Regions from separate parts of the Homo sapiens genome. Here region 1 is linked to region 2. Evidence: chromatin loops called from intact Hi-C (ENCODE). Cell type or tissue: MCF 10A. All regions are shown on one strand.

Evidence for each region. Hi-C counts contacts between places; a loop is a spot of excess contacts. Peaks named below come from ENCODE experiments on the same cell type or tissue, not always from the same donor. Only the 100,000 strongest peaks of a DNase experiment are listed, where the experiment ranks them.
Region 1: a loop joins it to region 2, with 7 times the contacts of the local background. A loop is called at or near these places in 12 of 110 quality-filtered maps.

The regions. Positions count from the first base shown.
Region 1 is chr7:38,397,625-38,400,124 of GRCh38, reverse strand. The region is part of intron 17 of AMPH (amphiphysin); the gene reads left to right. Among named protein-coding and RNA genes, the nearest start is that of TRG-AS1, 57 kb to the right of the region's middle. In MCF 10A, a CTCF peak has its summit at 1,225 (motif pointing left); no DNase peak of the experiment used is centred here.
Region 2 is chr7:39,464,151-39,466,650 of GRCh38, reverse strand. POU6F2 (POU class 6 homeobox 2) reads right to left here. Exons shown (of 10, transcript NM_001370959.1): 10 at 1-2,469. The coding sequence ends at 1,965. All of the region lies in intron 2 of LOC105375238 (a long non-coding RNA gene), which reads left to right. Among named protein-coding and RNA genes, the nearest start is that of POU6F2-AS1, 59 kb to the right of the region's middle. RefSeq lists an enhancer at 1,148-1,649. In MCF 10A, a CTCF peak has its summit at 1,498 (motif pointing right); a DNase peak (open chromatin) is centred at 1,480.

The DNA.
Region 1 (2,500 bases), 1.1 Mb after region 2:
CAGCCTGGGCAACAAGAGTGAGACTTCATTTCAAAAAAGAAAAAGAAAGAAAAAAGAAAGCAATGAGGTATGTATGGTGCAGAGAGCCACCACCTACTCTCTCCAGAAGGTTTTGTGCTGGTCGCTGTGATTTCTGTGTGATGGACAGGCGGTTTAGCAATACTCCTAGTTTCTGCACCTCATAGACCTCATGGATATAGTAAATATGTGCCCAAGGTCAAGGAGAACATTTTTAGTCTCTGTTTGCAATAGCTGTTTCCCCCATAAATATATTTGACCAATAGATAGTATAGGTTGGGCAGAAGATAGGATAATTGTGTTTTTCTGAACATTTAGAGTGAAGAGAAACATTTGATAGCACTGGGTATGAAAGGCTTGAAGTACTTTCAGCAGATTCAGTCCCTGGTCTTTGTGAGTAACATTTTTTAAAAAGCAAATGGTAGTCATTTATCATTGTGGTTTTTCCTAGCAGGTATAACATGTACTGTAGCAAGCAGAGCATAGAAAATGTTTTTTCTTTTATAGCTCTACAAATAGCTAACAAATTGAAATGCATGACAACAACAATAATAATAAGAGGTATAACTTTCATTGATGAAAACCTTTTTACTCTTTCCTTGATTTTATCTACAGCTAACACCTAATCTGAACAAATGGGTTCCTGTTTTCCATTGTATTTTTATGTTGTTCTATTCTTGCGGTCAGTAAATACGGCATTGGAAGTATTTTGGTAAGAGCAAAACATCTGGACCAGATTCCAGACATAAAGGGAGGACTGATGCCCCCTGATCATCAGACTAGTGTCAGAAACAGAAAGCTATGAGGATACGCAGATAGTGGATGATCCTTCTCTGTTTATGTAGTTTTTAAGCCCTGTAAAATCAACGTGGTAAGTAAACAGCAGCTGGAAAAATGGGAATTCATTACTAATGGACTCAAAGTAGGGTGTAGGAGTGTTGTTTGTTTTCCAAGTAGATCATTAAAATTGTTTGGCTTCTCTTTAAAGTCTAAAGTGCCAATTCCTTAGCACCTTACCTTTGCCAGAGTTGTTAATTTCGGTATTTTCCTGATATTTATTTATCATTCTTAAAATTCGTTTTCTGCATGCTGCAGTTCTTTTTTATGTGACAAAAATCACAGCTGAGGTGCTGAGGCTGAGGTATTTGCTCCTACAACGTCAGGAACGTCAGAGCAGTCAGGCAGAGCCTTTGGCCGCCACCTGCTGGTGGTTGGTGTCACAGCAGCTAATACCTGTTTTTTATTATTTTATTTTATGTTTATTTTTAACTTTTGTGGGTACGTAGGGGGTGGATATATTTATGAGGTACGTGAGATATTTTGATACAGATATATGACATGTAGTAATTACCTCAGGGTAAATATATCTATCACCTCCTTAAGCATTTATCCTTTTTTTGCATTATAATCCAGTAATATTCTTTTAGTTATTTTAAAATGTACAATAAGTTATTGTTGACTGTAGTCACCCTGTTTGTGTTATGAAATACTAGGTCTTATTTATTCTTTCTAATTATTGTTTGTGCCCATTAACCATCCCCCCTACTTCCTCACTACCCTTCCCAGCCTCTGGTAAGCATCCTTCTACTCTCTGTCTCCATGAATTCAATTGTTTTACTTTTTAGCACCTAGAAATAAGTAAGAACATTCAAAGTTTGTCTTTCTGTGCCTGGCTTTTTTCCCTTAACATAATGACCTCCAGTTCCATCCATGTTGTTGCAAATGACAAGATCTCATTGTTTTCTATGGCTGAATAGTACTCCATTGTATATATGTATCACATTTTCTTTATCCATTCATCTGTTGATGGATACTTAGGTTGCTTCCAAATCTTGGCTATTGTGAATAGTGCTGCAATAAACATGTGAGTGCAGATACCTCCTTGATATATTGATTTCCCTTTTTTTTTTGTTTTTTTTTTTTTGAGTATATACCTAGCAGTGGGATTGCTGGATCATATGGTATCTCTACTTTTAGTTTTTGTGTTTTTTTTTTTTTTTGAGGAACCTCCAAACTGTTCACCATAATAGTTGCATTAATTTACATTTCCACCAACAGTATATGAGGTTTCTTTTTTCTCTACTTCCTCGCCAGCATTTGTTATTGCCTGTCTTTTGGATAAAAGCCGTTTTAACTGGGGTGAGATGAGATCTCATTGTAGTTTCGATTTGCATTTCTCTGATGATCAGTGAGGTTGAGCACCTTTTCACATACTTGTTTGCTATTTATGTCTTCTTTTGTGAACTGTCTATTCAGATCTTTTGCCCATTTTTTAATTGGAATTATTAGATTTTTTCCCCATAGAGTTGTTTGAGATCCTTATGTATTCTGGTTATTAATCCCTTGTCAGATGGGTAGTTCACAAATATTTTCTCCCATTCTGCAGGTTGTCTTTGTTGATTGTTCCCTTGGCAGTGCAGAGGCTTTTTAACTTGACGTAATCCCATTTGTCCATTTTCGCTTTGTGTGCCTGTGCTTTTGG
Region 2 (2,500 bases):
CAGCAAAGGAGCCAACAGAAGAAACTCAAACTCCCCAGGGAGAGGGAGTGTATTAGGGGAAGGAGATGGCATTTCTAATCAGTTGGGCAACTTGAGATTGGGTTTCTCTTTTTTCTTTCACAACTTACTTCTAGATAATACATTAGCATGATTATAAATTATGCATAAATATGTACATTTCAACAGCAAGCAAATTGACAGCTCTCTTTTGCCTGCTCCTTTAATGGAACACCGTCTGCCTGTACCTGGGTGAAAACACCAGTGGCAGCTGCCAAGTGCTCACCTGCACAGCCGTCCTCACATCCCAACATGTCCTTGCTTATTAGGTTATTGTGGCCCACAGATCTTTTAAGTTATTTTTTTTAAAGGAAATAATCCTCTAGTTCTCATATTGCAGGCTATTCTGATTGTTAGATAAGCCCCTTCTATATTTTTTTCTTTTGGTGAAAGCTTCTTCAAACTTCCTTTCCCCTGAAGAACCTGGCCCCCAATTCCAGTTGTTTAAATTTGCCCGCCACCTTTCTGCTCCATTTATATATCCCGAAGAGTAATTATTCCCCCTGAAAAAAGTCTGCCATCGCTATTGGAATGAAAGAAGTAGCAGAAAAGATGAGATTAACAGGATACACGATGGCCTTTAATGATCCAGTTGCTATCACTTTCTTTTTAGCCTGTTTCTTTGTGTGTGTGTTTATGGGTGTGTGCATGTCATGTGTGTATTTGACTGAAATCTTGAGACATTTCTTTGGCTATCAGACTTCTGAGAGAAATTGCTTTGCACAGAAGCATAACATAGATGTAAGTATTGAACCAAATGTGCAGCTTATGTTTATATTACAAAATTAGTTTTGGTCAGCTCTCCATGTACGTGGCCAACAGACTGAGAAAAATCCCAAGCTCTGGTGTGGACAGTGAGCACAATTACAGCTTATGCCAGTGTTGACAGTTCATCGAGCAAAGCCCTAGTTATTTTGGAGTCTCTCCTGCATTTCACTAGGATCTGAGTGGAAAAGACACTGCTTCTCCCCACTTCTGTGGCCTTCCAGCAGACCCCAGGAGCCACGCGCGAGGGAGATGGAGAAATGGAGGAAAAGAGAGAAATGCGAGCTCCATTTTCTTTTCTCAAACCCACAAGTCATAGTGAGAAAAAAGCAACAAATGCTTTGGCACACGATCCAGGATGCCCTCCCGTCAAAAAGAAAGACAAAGAAAAAAGACCACCCTCCCTACCACCCCCACAAAAAAACCCAATAGTGAGCCTCACAGAATGGCTTCAACAATGGTACCCACCCCATGGGTGGAGACAGTAGATGGGAAAGATGGGAGAAATCAGGCTTCCTATTGTTCTGTTAGTACAAATGTAAAAATTCGTAACACAACTTTACGTGCGGAGAAGCGTAGACGAACGATCGCGTTGCAATGCCATGTTTCTGACTTTGGTTAATAGGTTTCATAGTGAATCAGCACTTAGTACCTGAAGGGGTGCAGTCCTTCCTCCAGGTGGCAGGCTTGTATTCGCTTTGAACAGATCAAAGTTTTTGTTCCTTCGTTGTTGGTTTTTGGTTTAGTTTTTTTTTTTCTTTTTCCTTAAAATGTGTTCACATTTTCATAATATACAGAAAAAAGTACGTGGTTATTTGGTTTGCTTTAAGTCCATTAAAAAACTGGCTTTGGGGGAGACAGGTGGGGGAAGGGAACTATCCTACCACACACACCTTCAGTGTGGTGTATTCCTTGTTTAAAAATTTTCTAAAAATTTTCTTCTTTCCTTTTTGGAAAACCAACGGACATGTAGAAACCATTCTGTCCACTTGGTAGTTTTCTTAGTCATTTACTTACAAGGGTGATGACGACTGGGGCTATTTTTAAATTAAATTAAATTTTGTTGTTGTTGTTGTTGTGGAGTCCCAAGGGTGGAGTTTAGTTTCTGTGAATTTTGCTTCTGATTATGGGTGGGCATCTCTTTAGGAGTTTTCTTCCAGAGAGTCTGTTAAGGGCTCCAAAGGGACTGCCGTGGCCGGCTCGTGCTGTTTTAAGCGTTTAATTGTGTTCTTCAGGGCTTGCCTCTTATTGCAGAACCAAACTCTAACTACTTCTCGGTCATAGTTCAGCTTCTCAGCAATTTCGGTCATTTCCTGCCCAGAAGGGTGTGTGTTCTTCTCAAAGTGGGCATTGAGGATCTCAAGGGCCTGGGGTGTGAAGGAGGTGCGCCGCTTGCGCTTTTTGGATGGTTCACTCCCGATAAACTCGGTCAGGTTCTGCATACCTGCTCGATGGCGGGCCTCAGCCTCAGCCATCCACCGCTCAAGCACCGGCTTGATCTTCTGGGCACTTTTAGGGGTGATGTCCAGCTTTTCAAACCTGGCAGGATACAAAAGGCCAGGGTTCAGTTTGGCTGTCAGACTGCTAGCTATAGTGTTCTCTTGGGCTTCCTGTGGTAGGAAAAAGTGGCTTCTCAGGATGGTGTGTCTGGGGGGGAAAATTGAGAAAGAACAGTCTT